2 separate regions of the Homo sapiens genome follow, and region 1 is linked to region 2. A link is an interaction called in ENCODE POLR2A ChIA-PET data of the cell type or tissue named here. Cell type or tissue: OCI-LY7. All regions are shown on one strand. Links, peaks and the distances in the headings refer to the core of each region. The heading gives the core; the rest is flanking DNA. Region 1 has its middle 34 kb from the start of CECR2. Region 2 has its middle 8.4 kb from the start of CECR3.

Region 1 (10,317 bases), core at 948-8,947, 60 kb after region 2:
TCATGCTTATTGTGAATAATTTGGAAAATAAAAAGTGTAACTCAGGAAGCTAAGGCAGGAGAATCGCTTGCACCAGGGAGGTGGAGGTTGCAGTGAGCCAAGATCGCACCACAGCACTCCAGCCTGGGCGACAGAGTGAGATTCTGTCTCAAAAAAATAAAAAGAAAATAAAAAGTGTAAATACAATACATTTTCAGTGCTGATTATTCTCATCAAAACAATTTATTGCAGTACTTCTTTACATGTTAGCATCTGCTTTTCTCAAATGTTTAAATTCATACAATGATTTAACTCGTACAATTCTTTCAAACTTCTTTTTTTGTATGTATGTAAGGTACCTTAAACAAAAAGACCAGGCATGGTGGCTCATACCTGTAATCCCAGCACAGTTTGAGGCTGGAGAATTGCTTGAGCCCAGGAGTTTGAGACCAGCCTGGGCAGAAGAAAAAGAAAATAAAAAGTGTAAATTGGGAGGCCGAGGCAGGCAGATCACGAGGCCAGGAGATCGAGACCATCCTGGCTAACACGGTGAAACCCCGTCTCTACTAAAAATACAAAAAAATTAGCCGGGCATGGTGGCGGCACCTGTAGTCCCAGCTACTCGGGAGGCTGAGGCAGGAGAATGGCGTGAACCCGGGAGGCGGAGCTTGCAGTGAACGGAGATCCCACCACTGCACTCCAGCCTGGGCGACAGAGCAAGACTCTGTCTCAAAAAAAAAAAAAAAAAAAGTGTAAGTACAATACATTTTCAGTGGTGATTCTTCTCATCAAAACAATTCATTGCAGCACTTCTTTACATGTTAACATCTGTTTTACATAGCAAAACCACCATCTGTATTTATATATATTTTTTAAAATTAGCCAGGCGTGGTGGCTCACGCCTGTAATCCCAGCACTTTGAGATGCTGAGTGGGGAGGATCCCTTGAGCTCAGGAGTTTAAGACCAGCCTGAGCAACATAGTGAGACTCTGTCTCTACAAAAAATAATAATAATAATTTAAAAATTAACCGGGTGTGCTGGCACATGCCTGTAGTCCCAGCTACTCAGGAGCCTGAAGCTGGAGGATCACTGGAGCCCATGAGGTTGAGGTTGGCGTTGTGCCACCACTGCACTCCAGCCTGGGCAACAGAGCAAGATTCTGTTCAAAAAAATAATAATAATAGGCCAGGCACGGTGGCTGACGCCTGTAAGCTCAGCGCTTTTTTTTTTAAATAATGTTTTTCTTTACTTTATTATTTATTTTATTTATTTTTGAGACAGAGTCTCGCTCTGTTGCCCAGGCTGGAGTGCAGTGGTGCGATCTCCGCTCAGTGCAACCTCCGCCTCCAGAAGCCCAGCACTTTGGGAGACCAAGGTGAGTGGATCACTTGAGGTCAAGAGTTCGAGACCAGCCTGGCCAACAGAGTGAAACCCTGTCTCTACTAAAAATACAAAAATTAGCCGGGTGTGGTGGTGCACACCTGTAATCCCAGTTACTCAGGAGGCTGAGGCAAAGAATCACTTGAACTGGGGAGGTGGAAGTTGTAGTGAGTCGAGATTGTGCCACTGCACTCCAGCCTGAGATTGTGCCACTACACTCCAGCCTGGGCAACAGAGTGAGATTCTGTCTCAAAAAAAAAAAAAAAAAATGAAAATAATGAAAACAAAAAAGAGGCAAATTATAAATTAAATAAACTACTAAATAGGCCAGGCGCGGTGGCTCATGCCCGTAATTCCAGCACTTTGGGAGGCCAAGGGGGGCGGATCACCTGAGGTCAGGAGTTGGAGACCTGCCTGGCCAACATGATGAAACCCAGTCTCTACTAAAAATACGAAAATTAGACAGGCGTGGCGGTGCCAGTGAACAGAGATTGCGCCACTGCACTCCAACCTGGGCAACAGAGACTGTCTCAAAAAACAAAAGCAAAATAAACAAACAAACAAAAAGTCAGGAATAGTATATAAAGTGCCAGTATTGTTAGTTTTGGCTTAAACATAATACTAACTTCCAAATTCTCTCTCCTTGGCCAAATAAATCGAATAAAACTGGGCTAAAGGAATGAATTTGCCAATGCAACAAAGATGACTGCCATTCTGCCCTGCCTCCGGAATCATGAAAGGGGTGGTCTTCTGACGTCCTCCCTTTTCACAGGGGCCTGCAGAGGGAGGCAGCCGCTGTTGGGAGGTCACAGAGCGTCTGCAGCTGACTGGGAAGCCCTCCTAACTGGCGCACCTGAGGGGCTGGGTGCCCGTCTGCTGCTTCTGGCTGCCCTGGCCCGCAGTAGTAGTAAGTCTCCTCCTCACCTCCCTCTGGCCCAAGCATGGAAAACACCAAGTCTTCCTGTCTCCTGAACACAGTTGGGACTAGTGGGAATGTACCAAAGGAACTTTCCTAAAAGTTAAGGAAAGCCAAAAAGAAAATAAACAAGAGAAATAAAAATCACAGAGGCGACAGGCGGTGTCCAGGTTTCTGAGCTTACAATAGCTCACTCGCGAGCCACTCCATTTCTAGTTTGCTGGGCCCCTCCCAGGAAACCCTCCTTTACAACGCAGGGCTGTTCCCCACAGAGGCGGGACTGGGTGAGGCCCACTCTCCTGGCTATTCTTAAGAAAGCCATGAGCCACAAAAGGCTGATGGCTCACAGACTTCATCTCCTGAGGCCCCTAAGCATCTTCTTTAACCGCCCATCTCTAGGATGGAGGACGATTTTTCTGCGTAGTGTCTCCTGGAGAGGGTTCCCATGCTCCAATCTCTGTGAGAGGGACAGGAATGAAAAGCGCCCAGGCCTGGCCCTAGTCTGAATCCAGGCTTTGATGCCTCCTGGCTGGGGACTTTTTCTTATTCAACCACTTTATTTTATTTTATTATTTTTGAGACAGGATCTTGCTCTGTCGCCCAGGCTAGAGTGCAGTGGCGCAATCTCAACTCACTGCAAACTCCATCTCCCCAGTTCAAGCGATTCTCCTGCTTCAGCCTCCTGATTAGCTGGGATTACAGGCGCCCGCCACCATGCCCAGCTGTTTTTTGTATTTTTAGTAGAGACAGGGTTTCACCATGTTGGCCAGGCTGGTCTCAAACTCCTGACCTCAAGTGATCTGCCCGCCTCAGCCTCCCAATAAACCACTTTATTATTCACAAACCATATAATTCACCCATATAAAGTATAAAATTACATGGTTTTTAGTATATTCAGAGTTGTGCGACCATCACCACAATCCATTTTATAACATTTTCCTCTTCCCTAGAAAAGAATCCCATACCTGTTAATGTCACTCCCGCTTTCCCCAAACCTCCCCAACTAGTTCCCTCAGCCCCCACCCTAGGGGCTTTTGTCGCTATAGACTTGCCAATGCTGCTGGCTACGTATGCTTGAAAAACCTCTTTGGTTCTCAATTTCTTCCTATGTAAAAAGGAGCTAGCCTTTTTACATAGCCCCTCCCCACATATGCAGCCCATGGGAGACAGTCTATAGAAATTAGTTCTCCGGCCCGGCGCGGTGGCTCACGCCTGTAATCCCAGCACTTTGGGAGCCCGAGACGGGTGGATGACAAGGTCAGGAGTTCGAGACCAGCCTGGCCAAGGTGGTGAAACCCTGTCTCTACTAAAAATACAAAAATTAGCCAGGCATGGTGGCACGCGCCTGTAGTCCCAGCTATTCGGGAGGCTGGGGCGGGAGAATCGCTTGAACCCAGGAGGTGGAGGTTGCAGTGAGCTGAGATCGCACCTTGCACTCCAGCCTCGTCAACAGAGCAAAACTCCATCTAAAAAACAACAAAAAAAAATTAGTTCTCATTATATACCACGTGCTATATACCCACAAAAATTAAAAATTTAAAATGAGTTAAATGAGTTCTCTCCTTCCCTTTCTTCAGGGCCTTAGCACATTGAAGTTTGTTTGTTTTGGTTTTATGTTGTTTTGCCTTAATTACACCTGTGCTGAAGCAGAGGCCTTATCGCCTGTATTTTATAAGAATAGGGCTCATGTCACTGAGGTAAAGACCACCCATTTTCCTCCTCTGGGCCCAGGGTATGAGCAAGCTTCTCAGCACCAAGCGCACCAGCAATAACAATAATCCCTGTCCTTTGTTGAGAGCTCACTGTGTGCTAAGCATTGCTCCAGGTGTTGTGTATGTAATAATTAATAATCCTCACCAACCCCATGAGACAAGTTGCTGCTGCTATTCCTGTTCTATAGATGAGGAACTGGAAGTGTTCAGGATGAAGTAATCGGCCTCAGTTACACAGCTAGCAGGAGCGCTGGAGCCAAGCTACAACCCAGGCAGGCTGCTCAGAGCCTGCACGAATGACTGGGCCACCTGTGCCTCTCCAGTGCAAACCCCCCGTTTGTCATCAACAACAGGAGGGACTGACTGGAGGTCCGCTGCAGCTCAGAGAGTTTGTCCATTTCTGGGCTATTATTGATTAACCTGTTTATATTCCACCGTATCAGAGCCTGGATCACCTGGAAGGCATTCCTTTCTAGACGCAGCAATGCAGGAGAGTCGGCGACTTCAGGGACTGAGGCTGGAGGTCTGCAAAAGCAGATCAGGAGGTGTGGAGGCATTTGTTTCTATATCATATCACCAACCGCAATACCACTCTAGGATGGAAAGACTCTGTATTTCCAAACAGTGTGCAACTGGGCCGAGCTGGTGGCAAAATCTTACCTTAGTGAAATGTCTATGTTACTTATCAAGCTCATTTCCTGGGATCACATCATGCCCTCCACTTACCTTAATATTGAGAACGCTTAATCGTTCATTTCAATTATTTATGTCTCCCCCCGATTCTCTAGGCTATATGGGGACAATGTCTTACCAGATACATCTCTAGATTACTTAAGTTAATACTGGTAGGCCAGATGCTGTGGCTCACACCTGTAATCCCAGCACTTTGGGAGGCCGAGGCGGGCGAATTGCTTGAGCTCAGAAGTTCCAGACCAGCCTGGGGAACATGTGGAAATCCTGTCTCTACTAATATATATATATATATTAGCTGGATGTGGTGGCACACGCCTGTAATCCCAGCTACTTGGAAGGCTGAGGCAGGAGAGTCGCTTGAACCCAGGTCAGGGAGTGGTGGGGGGTGCGGCATCGAGGTTGCAGTGAGCTGAGATCATGCCACTGCACTTCAGCCTGGGTGACAGAGCGAGGCTCTGTCTCAAAAGCAAACAAACAAACAAAAAAGAAAGTTTGCTCCAGGTCAGCTCTGGGTATAAACAGGAGGAACCCAGTTTGAATAGGAAATAATATCTAACAGATACTCTTACTAACTTCTATTCTCTTATTAGTCAACTAATTTTTTTTTTTTTTTGAGACAGGGTCTGATTCTGTCGCCCAGCTTGGAGTGCAGTCGTGCAATCTCGGTTCACTGCAATCTCCTGGGCTTAGCCAGTGATCCTCCCACCTCAGCTTCCTGAGTAGCTGGAACTACAGGCGTCCACCACTGCACCTGGCCAGATGGTCAACTCATTTTTAAGAAGGACTGCTTGTTGGCTGGGCACGGTGGCTCACGCCTGTAATCCCAGCACTTTGGGACGGTGAGGCAGGTGGATAACCTGAGGTCAGGAGTTTGAGACCAGCCTGGTCAACATGGTAAAACCCCGTCTCTACTAAAAAATACAAAAATTAGCTGGGCGTGGCAGGCGACTTAATCCTAGCTACTTGGGAGGCAGAGGCAGGAGAATCGTTTGAACCCGGGAGGCAGAGGTTTCAGTGAACCAAGATTGAGCAATTGCACTCAAACCTGGGGGACAAGAGCGAGACTTCTCTTAAAAAAAAAAAAAAAAAGAAGGACTGCTTGTTAAACTATCAATGTAGTGTCTACATTTTTACTTCATTCTGAAAAATTCAGTATAATTTTCAAATTTTTCCACTAGAAATATTTTGAGAACACATACATACAATTTTTTTTTCATTTGGGTGTGTATACATTCCCAAAATATTATAATTGGAATGTTTCTAGACTTTTTGAGGACCTTTCAGAGCAGCAAAGAACCAAAAAAAAAAAAAAAAAAACTAAACCTGTATCATTTAAATTGATTATATTAACACGGCAACTCAAGGTTTTTCACCTTGAACTGACTATAATCTTATTATTTTACAGCGTCTGTGAATCTTGGTATTAGCATAGAGAAAACATTTTTTTTTGGCAAACACAGAAAGGGGAACCTTTAAAGAGACAGACTTGCTCATTTTACAGATGAGGAAATCGAGATGCAGAAAGTGAACTGATTTGCTTAAGGTCCCTTGCTTAGTAAATAACAAACGGGGAACTAGAACTCAGCATTTCTGATTCCTGATTCTTCAACTTTCCCATAATACCTATTGCCTTGTCAACGGAAAAATGATTTTCCATTTGTATTAAGTAATCTTCTAGTATTTATTTATTTATTTATTTATTTAATTTTTGAGACAGAGTCTCTCTCTGTCACCCAGGCTGGAGTGCAGTGGCACGATGTCAGCTCACTACAACCTCCGCCTCCTGGGTTCAAGTGATTCTCCTGCCTCAGCCTCCTGAGTAGCTGGGATTACAGGCACGTGCCGCCACGCCCAGCTAATTTTTGTATTTTTAGTAGAGACCGGGTTTCACCATGCTGGTTGGGCTGGTCTTGAACTCCTGACCTCAAGCAATCCACCCTCCTCGATCTCCCAAAGTGCTGGGGTTACAGGCATGAGACACGGCACTTGGCCTTTGTTTATTTATTTACTTTTTTTTTTTTTTTAGACAAGGTCTCGCTCTGTTGCTCAGGCTGGAGTGCAGTGGCGTGATCATAGCTCACTGCAGCCTCAATCCCCTGGGCTCAAGCAATTCTCCCACCTTAGCCTCCCTAGTACTGAGGACCACAGGCGTGCATCACTATGCCCAGCTATTTAAAAGAGAAGTTTTGCAGAAACACTGTCCTGCTATGTTGCCCAGAGTGGTTTCAAACTCCTGGGCTCAAACAATCCTCCTGCCTCGGCCTCCCAAAGTGCTGAGATTACAGGTGTGAGCCACTGCGCCTGGTTCTAGTTTACTTTAAATGGTTAACCATCTGAGGCAAGGCATCTGTTTGGAATCACTCCACCTTTACCCCTTCCTTTGGCAGAAATTGTGAATTATCTTCCAACATCCATCCTCTCCTTCTTCCCTCAGAATAGAAGCCCTGATTTTCAACTGGGCATGAAACTGCTCCTTCTCCTTCCTGCTAATGGGACACAAGGGCTGATGGCATCGGGAGGTAGAAACTGTGTGTTGAGGACAGTAGAGCAGTAGGGCTCTTAGAAGGAGCCTGGCCTCTCCCTACTGTAGAGCTCCACACCTGTCTTCCTTGGTGACAACACATTTTATATTGTTTAAGTAACTTCTGCTGTTGTTGTTACCTGTAGCCAAGTTAATCCTGAACCTGGCAAGTGCTCCATCCCTCCACCCTTGTGTCTGTCTCTGCTCACAAAAGCGGTTTCCAGAGCTGTGCCTAGGTCCCATCTCTAGCAGCCTGGTCCCTCTCTGGCAGGGTCTTCTGACTTTCTGTCCTCTCTGCCTTTGTCATAGAATAGTACATTGTTGAGCTGGTTATTCTCTGGCCCTTGCCATCCTTTCTCTGCCTCTTCTCCATCGCAACAGACTGATCCCTGCGGACCTATCACTCGGGCTCCCTTGCCAGTTGGCTGGGTGCTAAGTGGCTGGGCCACTTGGAGGGACCACTGAGGGCTCAGAAGGCAGGAGGAGAGAGGGATGGGATGTTTCCTGCTCTGCTGTGTTCCTGGTATTTAGCTCTGGCACTGACTACATTTCTCCATGACTCTCGCACTGGCAGGGCAGTCCCTTCTCCTATCTCTCTCTAGGGTGCCATTCACACTGTCCGCACCCGTGCCCCTTCAGGCCTGGCGGTGACAGTGGCTCCGTGTCTTTTCTGGTTCCTGAGTGCCTCAACATCCCACATCGGTTCCTTTAACCTTGCTCCCCCGCTGTAAAAAGTCCTTCGTTTCCTTCTCCTCTGAATTCCATCGGAGTGTGCCTCTGTATCTTGCTGGACCGTGACTAATAAAATTACAGCATAGTTGTTCGCTTACTTCTGTCTCCCTTCCTGGAGTATAAGTTTCCTGAAGGTAACAAACATTGCCTTTTTTCTTGTTTGTTTTTTGCAGCTTATAGCATCATAGCATAATTTTTGACCCAGGAGTATTTGTTGAAGAATGAATACATGTAAATTAATAAATGTAATAAACCAACAAGGTATTTCTTTTAGCCAGGTGTGGTGACATGCACCTGTAGTCCCAGCTACTCAGGAGGCTGAGGAGGAAGGATTGCTTGAGCCTGTGAGTTCAAGACCAGCCTGAGCAGCATAGCGGGATCTGATCTCAGAAAAAACAAAAAGATATTTCTCTTCAGTATGCTTTCATAGTTTAGATTTTTATTTTAAGTATTCTATATTCTATTGGGAATCAGTAATACATCTTCCTTTCACCTCTAGCCAATAGCAACCCAGATCACCTTCCTGAAGCAAACACGCCAGCAATGTTATTTTAACAAAATCCATCCATATAAAACCAATGTTTGTCTTCCTCGGATCTTTACATTTGGATATTACTAATTTAATACACCTTTTAATTTCTAAAGAGACTAGAGGAAATCATATGAGTTCCTTGATTAAGTTAAATTTGAAACTTTCAAAATATATTACAAGCTCAGAGAATTTTAAAGTACACTAGAAAATCTTATTAAAAAATAAAAAATGAGTTGGGCACTGTGGCACACACCTGTAGCCCCAGCTACTCAGCAGGCTGACATGAGAGGAACTCTTGAGGGGAGGAGTTCAAGTCTGCAGTGAGCTATGATCACTCCTGTGAATAGCCACTGCTGTCCAACCTGGGCGACATAGAGAGACCCTGTGTCTAAAAACAAAAACTAAATTAACATAGTCTCTAAAAGGTTTTTTGCAGGAGTCCTCGGGAGTGTGGCGTATGGAAGAGCTTCAGTAGTCTTCACTCCTACTGCTGGGGAATCCCATTCTGTCTCCTGGAGGCAAGGGAACCTGGGTCAGAACCTGATCTGTGCACTTTCTCTGGTCTAAAACTTAAGAGGTGTTTTTGACTAATTTCCTCTCCTGCAGCCTGTATGGCCAAGCCAGGTTCCTGATGCTATCTTTGCAGCTTCTCATCACCCATTGCTCTGACTTCCCACTGGTGCAAAGCTAATCTTTGCCCTCGTTACCTCATTCCTGGCTTTTGCAAGTATCCTAAAATAGCTTCACTGCTTTCAATATGTCTCTCTTAAGTCCTTCCTGGCCCTAGGCAACCTACCCGAGCTGTTTCCCAATCTTCTCTAACAAACATTCTCCACTGAAGATAGCCTTGTTTAGTCCACCCCACAAGCACGCCTGCCCAATCCTGTCTCTGCCTGTCCCTTTGTTGATGTTGTTCCCCATATCTGAAATGCCTTTCCGCCTCCTCTCCTGGCTATCCGGACCTCACCTCTAGTTTAAGTTCAGCTCAGATTTCACCTTCACCATGAGCTTTCCTCCAGCAACTCTAAGCCACGGTCATTGCTCCCTTTCGGTATCCCATAGCACTTACTTATAGAATCAAAGAGCTGAGAGGAATCTCAGTAGGCAATAAAATCAAAACATTGATTTTACCAAATGAGATTAAGCGATCTCTCCAAGGTTACCTTGTTCGGGTAGCAAGTGATAAGCAGGAACCAAGCCTCCCAGCTCCTGGTCCAGTGTTCTGTCACAGACATTATGCCATCTCTCCTCCACTTGCCTTTACATTTCACAGGAATTTGCTTGTATTATTTACATTCATTCCATGGAACAAAGTTGTATCTCCCTATACAATAGATTGAAAGCCTCTCTTGAGATTAAAAACCATGCCTTTTACTTCTTTAATATTCTCACAGCAAATATTACACACTCAAAAAATCTTTGTTGTATTAATTTTTTAAAAAATTTTGGAGGCCGGGCACAGTGGTTCACATCTGTAGTCCCAGCACTTTGGGAGTCTGAGGTGGGAGGGTTGCTTGAGCCCAGGAGTTCAAACCCACCCTGGGCAACATAGTGAGATCCCATCTCTAAAATAAATAAATAAATAAACAAAATTAGCTAGGTGTGATGGCACACACCTCTAGTCCCAGCTACTCAGGAGGTAGAAGTGGGAGAATCACTTGAGCCCAAGAGGTTACGGCTTCAGTGAGCTGTGATTGTGCCACTGCACTCCAGCCTGGGCAACAGAGTGAGAGGTTGTCTCAAAAAAAAAAAAAAAAAAAAAAAAAAAGGCCGGGCCTGGTGGCTCACGCCTGTGATCCCAGCACTTTGGGAGGCTGAGGCGGGTGGATCATGAGGTCAGGAGTTCGAGAC
Region 2 (10,317 bases), core at 823-8,822:
CAGGGCAGGGTTTTGTTCCAGTGCCTTCCTGGCAGCCACACCCACTTAACACCAAATTCCCAATGCCAGGTCTGAGACAGAGGGGATCGCAGTGGAGACTGCACTCGCTTCAGCAGTTACCAGCTCTGGTAATATCTGTTGAGCAACTGCTCCATGGCAGGGCTGGGGAGGTGGCCCGTGAACAAATTGGCCAGGGCAGGTCCCTGCTCCGACCTGTGGTGCTTGCAGTCACCGTCTGGGGAGGGACTGCAAAACCACACAGACAGTACGACAGACGGTGCACCATGAGGAGAAGGTCTGGCTTCCATGAACATGTGCCACAGCGGGAGCAAAGTAAATGAGATTGGAGGGGGCCAGGAGGAAATGACATTGAAGCTCAGAGGAAGAGAATTTAACCAGGACTGGACTGTCTTCCGGGGGCGATCAGAGCAAAGGCGCTAAGATGACAGGAGCCACTATGCGTCTGAAGAAGCCAGGTGGGTGCTGACTCACAGTTCTTATTCTGGTCTTTCTCATGACTTACCTGTGGCCTGACCCACAGCCCTTCATTTCTCCCTGGACAACGTGGCTGTCCAGAGGAGAGGAGACTGGGCGTCCAAAGTACTGCCAGCCCCTGCGTTGTTATTATCGATTACAACGTGTTATTTCCAGCTTCTACCCTCTCCACAAAAAAAAGAGCCTTCTGGGAGAGGACACCTGCCCAGACATAGCCTGGACTCCGCAGGGGTTCCCACAAGCACATCCAGGCTCTGTCATTCCCTCCTTGTAGATGATCTGGCAAATTTGGAGTTTGACTCCTAATTCTGCTGCCTCAATCCCTGCCCCTCCCCTCACATGAGCACTGTGGACGGTCGCATGTGCGCTTCCCCTGTTGAACTCAGACACGCATGCATGCCAAAGGGAATCATACATTTCTTCTAGAATTTATTTTTCTTTTCTTTTTTTTTTTTTTTGAGACAGAGTCTCGCTCTGTCGCCAGGCTGGAGTGCAGTGGCTCAATCTCAGTTCACTGCAGCCTCCGCCTCCTGGGTTCAAGCAATTCTCTGCCTCAGCCTCCCAAGTAGCTGGGATTACAGACACCCACCACCATGCCCGGCTAATTTTTGTATTTTTAGTAGAGACAGGGTTTCACCATCTTGGCCAGGCTGGTCTTGAACTCCTGACCTCGTGATCCACCCACCTCAGCCTCCCAAAGTGCTGGGATTGCAGGCATGAGCTACTGCACCTGGCCTAGAATTTCTTTTAACTGAATAATTTATCTTCCATTAATACATGTGCTTCTATCCTTGTTTGTTTTTCGTTTTTGTTTTTTTGTTTTTTTGAGACAGAATCTCGCTCTGTCGCCTAGCCTGGAGTGCAGTGGCGCCATCTCGGCTCACTGCAAGCTCCGCCTCCCGGGTTTACACCATTCTCCTGCCTCAGCCTCCTGAGTAGCTGGGACTACAGGTGCCCGCCACCACGCCCGGCTAATTTTTTGTATTTTTTTTAGTAGAGACAGGGTTTCACTGTGTTAGCCAGGATGGTCTCAATCTCCTGACCTCGTGATCCACCCCTCTCGGCCTCCGAAAGTGCTGGGATTACAGGCGTGAGCCACTGCGCCCGGCCCTCTCTTTGTTTTTATTTTTATTATTTTTATTTATTTATTTATTTTTGAGACAGAGTTTCGTTCTTGTCGCCCAAGCTGGAGCGCAATGGCGCTCTCTCAGCCCACTGCAACCTCTGCCTCCCTCATTCAAGCTATTCTCCTGCCTCAGCCTCCAGAGCAGCTGGGATTACAGGCATGCACGACCATGCCTGGCTAATTTTGCAGTTTTAGTAGAGATGGGGTTTCTCCATGTTGGTGAGGCTGGTCTCGAACTCCCAATCTCAGGTGATCCGCCCGCCTCTGCCTCCCAAAGTGTTGGGGTTACAGGCGTGAGCCACCGTGCCTGGCCTCTCTCTTTGTTTTTAACTGCTTCATTGTTTTACTTAGTCTGGATGTCATAATTTATTTACTTGTTTGTTTGTTTATGTTTTTAGAGTCAGGGTCTTGCTCTGTTGTCCAAGCTGGAGTGCAGTGGTGTGATCATGGCTCACTGCAGCCTCGACCTCCCAGGCTCAAGAGATCCTCCTGCCTCAGCCTCCTAAGTGGCTGGGACTACAGGCATGCACCACCATGCCACCAAATTTTATATTTTTGGTAGAGAGGGCCTTGCTGCTTTGCCCAGGCTGGTCTCAAACCCTCAACCTCAAGCTATTCTCCCACCTTGGCCTCCCAAAGTTGCAATTACAGTTCTTATCCACCAGGATGTGATGATTTATTTAATGATTTCCTTATTGATAGATATTTTGGGTCCCCCTTACCTTTTATTTATTTCTCTCTTTTTTTTGTGTGCTATTTTACCTAGGGTTACTTTTTAATAAGGTGAACTTAAGGTGGGTTGGAGTTCAGATTTTTTTTTTTTTTTAGAAAACTTACAACAGATAAAGATGAGGAACCCACCACTAACGATGTTGAATTTGTTTTTGTTTTTCTTGTAATAAGTCCTATTTGGAACCTTGGCCCATTTGCTACTGGGCCAGCCCCCTCCTGCTAGGATGACCTTAGCCCCCTGGGCCAGCCCTGCTTCCCCAGTCCCTACCCCCTGGTGCAGTGGTGATGAGACACCTCCCTCTGCTTCCTCTGAGCCCTCCTTCGACACTGATAGGCCGGGCTCACCCTTGCAGGGCTGGAATTTGCCAAGCTTGCCTCCCTCCCTCTGGGAATGAGCACTCCCCACCCCTCCCCCTTCATTTTCTCTGGAGCCTTTGGGACAAACAACTCTCTAGGACGGAGCTACCTCCTAAGGGAGGCCCCTCTGGCCTCTTCCCTGGCATCTGTGACCACCTGCGTCTGCCACAGCTTCTCTGGTCCAGCCTGACCTGATGAGTCTATTTGTACTTCCTCACTGTCTTCTTTGAACCTTGATTTCTGAGGAAGTTTCCAATCCCACCCCCAGCCAGAGTCCTTCCTGTTCTCTCATGATGTTTCTCCCCAGCTCAGGGCCTTTTGTTTTCCACCCCAACCCTCCCTGCAAGTTTGTCCCCCTTTGCCAGGAGCTCTCCAGCCCAGCAGCCTCTCTTCTTACTAATCTCTTTTCCAAACGCTGTCTTCTGTAGCCAGGTCTACCCAACAGAAAGTGAAGAAGGTTGGCAATTATCTAATGAGTCCACACAATGTAGACAGCCAATTAAAATATCCTTGACACAACCAATCCCCTCCGCTTTGTTGAAAGCTGAACTCCAGTGAGGCCTGCCCCTGACAAAATCTGTCACACAATCTAGATGATTGGGGTGACAAGAACCGATGTTTATCTAACTAGCAAGTGAGAATTTCAGCTTTCTCTAGGTCTGGCTGCCATCTCTCCAAATAAAGGATAGTCCAATGTACCCACAAACAAATAAACGAAACAAAAGAGAAAACACACACCACAAAAACTGCTTTCTTAGAGTTGGTGTCTAATTGTGAACTGAAGTCCACCCTCAAAATAGGAATTTCTGTGGAAGGTACTGTTTTTGTGGTGACTCGAATCCCAGCGTTCTATCTGTAGGTGCACCCTGGTGCAAAACACAGTGCACAGTGGAGTGCTGTAGCTTTCGCGTCTCCAGGGACTTTGACGTCCCTCCCTCTTGCCTTGTTGAAAAATTCAAACTAGAAGAATCCTATGAAATAAAATGCAATTAATAAGCACTCTTTAGGTGTTTAGGGTTGGTTAAAGACAGAAGCCAGGGCCGGACGCGGTGGCTCACACCTGTAATCCCAGCATTTTGGGAGACCAAGGCAGGCAGATCACCTGAGGTCAGGAGTTCGAGACCAGCCTGATCAACATGGAGAAACCCTGTCTCTACTAAAAGCAGAAAATTAGCTGGGCGTGGTGGTGCATGCCTGTAATTCCAGCAACTTGGGAGGCTGAGGCAAGAGAATCACTTGAACCTGGGAGGCGGAGGTTGCGGTGAGCCAAGATCACACCATTGCACTCCAGCCTGGGAAAGACAAGAACAAAACTCTGTCTCGAAAAAAAAAATAGCTGGGCGTGGTGGCGGGAGCCTGCAGTCCCAGCTACTTGGGAGGCTGAGGCAGGAGAATGGTGTGAACCCGGGAGGCAGAGCTTGCAATGAGCTGAGGTTGCGCCACTGTACTCCAGCCTGGGTGACAATGCGAGACTCCGTCTCAAAAAAAAAAAAAAAAAAAAGAAAGAAGCTACTTCTCTGACTGCACAGTTATCTTCTATTTGACAATTTGAGTCAGAACATTTAATCTTCCACTTCAATTATTTACAAAACACTTAAATTATTTTAGTTATTTTCTTTCTTTCTTTTTTTTTTTTTTTTTAGTAGAGACAGGGTTTCACCGTGTTAACCAGGATGGTCTCGATCTCCTGACCAAGGATGGTCTCCATCTCCTGACCTCGTGATCCGCCCACCTCAGCCTCCCAAAGTGCTGGGATTACAGGCATGAGTCACCGCGCCCGGCCTATTTTAGTTATTTTATTAAACTGACACTAGATGTATTATTATTATTATTTTTTTTTCAGATGGAGTTTCACTCTTGCCCAGGCTGGAGTGCAATGGCCCGATCTCAGCTCACTGCAACCTTCGTCTCCCGGGTTCAAGTGATTCTCCTGCCTCAACCTCCCAAGTAGCTGGGATTACAAGCACCCGCCACCATGGCTGGCTAATTTTTGTATTTTTAGTAGAGACCATGTTTCGCCATGCTGGCCAGGCTGGTCTCGAACTCCTGACCTCAGGTGATCTGCCCGCCTCGGCCTCCCAAAGTGCTGGGATTACAGGCATGAGCCACCGTGCCTGACCTCATTATTATTATTATTTCCTTTTATTATTATTATTATTTTTTTATTGAGACAGAGTATTGCCCAGGGTGGAGTGCAGTGGCACAACCTCAGCTCACTGCAACCTTCATCTCCCAGGTTCAAGTGATTCTCCTGCCTCAGCCTCCCCAGTAGCAGGGATTACAGGCATGTGCCACCACACCAAGGTAATTTTTGTATTTTTAGTAGAGACGGGGTTTCACCATATTGGCCAGACTGATCTCGAACTCCTGCCTCAAGTGATCCATCGGCCTTGGCCTCTCAAAGTGCTGGGATTACAGGAGTGAGCCACCGCGCCAGCTATTTTTTTTTTTTTTTTTTTTTGAGACGGAGTCTAGCTCTGTCGCCCAGGCTGGAGTGCAGTAGCACCATCTCAGCTCACTGCAACCTCTGCCTCCTGGGCTCAAGGGATTCTCCTGCCTCAGCCTCCAGAGTAGCTGGGATTACAGGCCAGCACCACCACGCCCAACTAATTTTTGTATTTTTAGTAGAGACGGGGTTTCACTATGTTGGCCAGGATGGTCTCCATCTCTTGACCTCATGATCCACCTGCCTCAGCCTCCCAAAGTGCTGGGATTACAGGCGTGAGCCACTCTGCCCAGCCTTTCTTCCTTTTTTTTTTTTTTTTTTTTCAAGACGGAGTCTCGCTCTGTCGCCCAGGCTGGAGTGCAGTGGTGCGATCTCAGCTCACTGCAACCTCCGCCCCCACGCCGCCCTCCCCGCCCCGCCCCGCCCCGCCCAGGTTAAAGCGCTTCTCCCGCCTCGGCCTCCTGAGTAGCTCGGATTACAGGCACCTGCCATCATGCCTAGCTAATTTTTTTTTTTTTTTTGTATTTTTGTAGCGGCGGGGTTTCACCATGTTGGCCAGGCTGGTCTCTAGCTCCTGACCTCAGGTAATCCGCCCGCCTCGGCCACCCAAAGTGCTGGGACTACAGGACTGAGTCACCGCGCCCGGCCTTATTTTGTCTTGTTTTAGAAAATAAACCAATAGGCCAGGCGCGGTGGCTCATGCCTGTAATCCCAGCACTTTGGGAGGCCGAGGCGGGTGGATCACGAGGTCAGGAGCTCGAGACCAGCCTGACCAACATGGTGAAACCCCATATCTGCTAAAACTACAAAAATTAGCTGGGCATGGTGACACATGCCTGTAATCCCAGCTACTCAGGAGGTTGAGGCAGGAGAATTGCTTGAACCCGGGAGGCAGATGTTGCAGTGAGCCGAGATCATGCCACTGTACTCCAGCCTGGGTGACAAAGCGAGACTCCGTCTCAAAAAAAAAAAAAAAAAAAAAAAAAAAAAGAAAGGAAGAAAGAAAGAAGATAAACCAATACAATAATACAATAGCTGGGTGCAGTGGCGCATGCCTGTAATCCCAGGACTTTGGGAGGCCGAGATGGGTGGATCACTTGAGGTCAGGAGTTCGAGACCGGCCTGGCCAAATTGGTGAAACCCGGTCTCTACTAAAAACACAAAAATTGGCTGGGCATGGTGGCACGCGTATGTAGTCCTAGCTACTCTGGAGGCTGAGACAGGAGAATCACTTGAACCCCAGAGGAGGAGATTGCAGTGAGCCGAGACATGCAACTGCTCTCTAGCCTGGATGACAGAGCGAATTCCGTCTCAAAAAAGAAAAGAGAAGAGGGGAGGGGAGGGGAGGAGAAGGGAGGGGAGAAAAGAAGAGAAGAGAAAAGAAAAGAAACCAGTAGTCTACCAGGCACAGCAGCTCATGCTTGTAATCCCAGCACTTTGGGAGGCTGAGGCGGGAAGATCACGAGGTCAGGAGTTTGAGACCAGCCTGGCCAACATGGTGAAACCTCATGTCTACTAAAAATACAAAAATTAGGCAGGCATGGTGGCATGCACCTGTAATTCCCACTACTCAGGAGGCTGAGGCAGGAGAATAGCTTGAACCTAGGAGGTGGAGGTTGAAGTGAGCCGAGATGGTGCCACTGCACTCCAGTCTGGGACAGAGTGAGACTCTGTCTCAAAGAAAAAAAAGAAAAGAAAAGAAAAGAAACCGATAGTCAAAACCTTCTGATAATTTTTAAAGATTTGACCATTAATTTTTTTTTTTTTTTTTTGAGACAGAGTCTCACTCCGTTGCCCAGCCTGGAGTGCAGTGCCATGATCTTGGCTCACTGCAACCTCCACCTCCTGGGTTCAAGCGATTCTCCTGCCTTAGCCTCCAGAGTAGCTGGGATTACAGGTATGCACCATCACGCTTGGCTAATTTTTTCTTTTTCTTTTTTTTTTTTTTGAGACAGAATCTCTCTGTGTCACCAGGCTGGAGTGCAGTGGCTCAATCTCGGCTCACTGCAACCTCTGCTTCCTGATTCAAGCAATTCTCCTGCCTCCGCCTCCCCAGTAGCTGGGACTACAGGCACATGCCACCACGCCCAGTTAATTTTTGTATTTTTAGTAGAGACAGGATTTCACCATATTGGCCAGGCTTATCTCAAACTCCCGACCTCAGGTGATCTGCCCGCTTTGGCCTCCCAAAGTGTTGGGATTACAGGCATGAGCCACCGCGCCCGGCCGCTCAGCTAATTTTTGTAGTTTTAGTAGAGACCGGCTTTCACCATGTTGGCGGGGCTGGTCTCAAACTCCTGACCTCTGGTGATCCACCCGCCTCAGCCTCCCAAAATGCTGGGATGATAGGCATGAGCCACCTTGCCTGATCTTGACCGTTAATATTGAACTGGATTTAAAATACCTTTTGTGGCCAGGTACTCATGCCTGTCATCCCAGCACTTTGGGAGGCCAAGGAAGGAGGATTGCTTGAGCCTAGGAGTTCAAGACCACTCTGGACAATAGAGTGAGAACTTGCCTCTACAAAGAAAAAAGAAAAGGCTAGTGTGGTGGAGCAAGCCCATTGTCCCAGCTACTCAGGAGGCTGAAGTGTGAGGATCACCTGAGCCTGGGAGGTTGAGACTGCAGTAAGCCATGATCACCACTGCCTTCCGGCCTAGGCAACAGAGAGAGACCCTGTGTCTAATATATATAGGGGGCTTAGGGAGAAAGAAAGTATTTGCTTTGCTTTCAGGATGTTTGTGTTATATCCCATTCCCAGGCCGAGCACCATCAGGGGAGGGGAGGGACTGGAAGAAAGAAGGCACTGTTTAGAGAATGCTTTTCAGAGAAACCCCAAATGTATTTTTATTTGTTTTAATTATTCAAAACAAGAGTGCACTGTGGGCTGGGCGCGGTGGCTTACGCCTGTAATCCCAGCAATTTGGGAGGCTGAAGCAGGTGGATCACCTGAGGCCAGGAGTTCGAGACCAGCCTGGCCAACATGGTGATTTTATATATATATGTATATATACATATCCTTTGGGAAAATATTAATTTAAAAACCACAATGCACTCTTTTTTTTTTTTTCTTGAGACGGAGTCTCACTCTGTCGCCCAGGCTGGAGTGCAATGGCGTGATCTCAGCTCACTGCAATCTCTGCCTCTTGGGTTCAAGTGATTCTCCTGCCTCAGCCTCCCAAGTAGCTGGAAGTACAGGTGCCCACCACCATGCCAGGCTGATTTTTTTTTTTTTAATTTTTAGTAGAGACAAGGTTTCACTATGTTGGCCAGGCAGGTCTGGAACTCCTAACCTCATGATCGGCCTGCTTGGCTTCCCAAAGTGCTGGGATTACAGGCGTGAGCCACTGCACCCGGCCCGGCCCTTTTTTGTTTTTTTGAGACAGAGTCTCGCTCTGTCACCAAGGCTGGAGTGCAGTGGCGCAATCTTGGCTCACTGTAGCTTCCACCTTCTGGGTTCAAACAATTCTTCTGCCTCAGTAGGAGGCAGGAGATCCTGAGTAGCTGGGATTATAGGCATGTGCCACCACACCCGGCTGATTTCTGTATTTTTAATGGAAATGGGTTTCACCTTGTTGGCCAGGTTGTTCTCAAACCCGTGACCTCAGGTGACCCGCCCGCCTCGGCCTTCCAAAGGGGTGGGATTGCAGGCTTCAGCCACCAAGCCCAGTCTTACTCTGCTTTCTTTCTTTCTTTTTTTTTTTTTTGAGATGGAGTTTTGCTCTCGTTGCCCAGGCTGGAGTGCAATGGCACGATCTTGGCTCACTGCAACCTCCACCTCCTGGGTTCAAGCAATTCTTCTGCCTCAGCCTCCTGAGTAGCTGGGATTACAGGCACGCGCCACCACGCCCGGCTAATTTTGTATTTTTAGTAGAGACAGGAGTTTCTCCATGTTGGTCACGCTGGTCTCGAACTTGCAACCTCAGGTGATCCGCCTGCCTCAGCCTCCTAAAGTGCTGGGATTACAGACGTGACCCACTGCGCCTGGCTTACTCTGCTTTCTTTAGCTCCTTTCCCTTCCCTTGCTCTTTGCACTGGTCCTGAGGAAATTTTCCGGAATGGAGGCTGCTTACGCTGTAGCATTTTTCCTAACTGACCTCCTTTATGGCTTCCCTAGGCCGTCAGTTAAATCATCACTCCATCAGAAGCCAGTTTTCCCAAACAGCTTCTTTTTCTACTGACACTTCTCTTTGAGAACCCTTCTTTTTCTCCTTTTTTCCTTCCTGCAACTCCAGGCCTCTCCCTTTGCCTTCCCTGTCCCTTGTTCTCTCCATCATCCTCCCTGAGGACATCAGCTCTGGGAACCTTCCCTTTCTCTCCATCATCCTCCCTGAGGACATCAGCTCTGGGAACCTTCCCACAAGCGTAGTATTTGTAGTATTCCTGTTTCTAACACTCACTTTACATTCCATGATTCGTTTCTGAGCACATGAAAGTAGCAATCCAAGGCAGTACAGTCTCATTTTAAAGGAAAGATGGGGATGGATTTCTCCAGCAGTCCTTGTCCTCATGGTTGCAAAAAGAATCAGCATTGTTTGGAAAAGAGCAGATTGCCAACCCCCCCACTCCTCCTCTCATACCATCAGGCCACTTCTGGCCGGGCACGGTGGCTCACATCTGTCACATCTGTAATCCTAGCACTTTTGGAAGCTGAAGTGGGAGGACCAATTGAGGCCAGGAGTTTGAGACCAGCCCTGGCAACATGGTGAAACCTTGTCTCTACTAAAAATACAAAAATCAGCTGGTCATGGTGGCGTTTGTCTGTGATCCCAGCTACCAGGGAGGCCGAGGTGGGAGGATAGCTTGAGCCTGGGAGGTTGAGGCTGCAGTGAGCCATAATTGTACTCCACCCTGGGTGACAGAGTGAGACCCTGTATCAAAACAAACAAACAAACAAAAACCCCCACTTCCTTTTTTTTTTTTTTTTTTGAGACAGTCTCGCTCTGTCTCCCAGGCTGGAGTGCAGTGGCATGGAGAAGGACCCAGGAAATGGAAGAAAGAAAAAAAGAAAACTCTTCTTTGTCCGGGTGCAGTGGCTCACGCCTGTAATCCTAGCACTTTGGGAGGCCGAGGCGGGTGGATCACCTGAGGTCAGGAGTTCGAGACCAGCCTGGCCAACATGATGAAACCCTGTCTCTACTAAAAAATACAAAAAATTAGC

What was found. Peaks named below come from ENCODE experiments on the same cell type or tissue, not always from the same donor. Only the 100,000 strongest peaks of a DNase experiment are listed, where the experiment ranks them.
Region 1: POLR2A ChIA-PET joins it to region 2 with 5 read pairs; 4 of 35 experiments call an interaction of 5 or more read pairs at or near these places.

The regions. Positions count from the first base shown.
Region 1 is chr22:17,330,061-17,340,377 of GRCh38, forward strand. No RefSeq gene overlaps it. Among named protein-coding and RNA genes, the nearest start is that of CECR2, 34 kb to the right of the region's middle. RefSeq lists a silencer at 463-640 and enhancers at 1,680-2,180, 2,181-2,681, 8,313-8,482. In OCI-LY7, for the core only: no CTCF peak of the experiment used is centred there; no DNase peak of the experiment used is centred there.
Region 2 is chr22:17,269,939-17,280,255 of GRCh38, forward strand. No RefSeq gene overlaps it. Among named protein-coding and RNA genes, the nearest start is that of CECR3, 8.4 kb to the left of the region's middle. RefSeq lists an enhancer at 1-553. In OCI-LY7, for the core only: a CTCF peak has its summit at 2,400; a DNase peak (open chromatin) is centred at 5,603.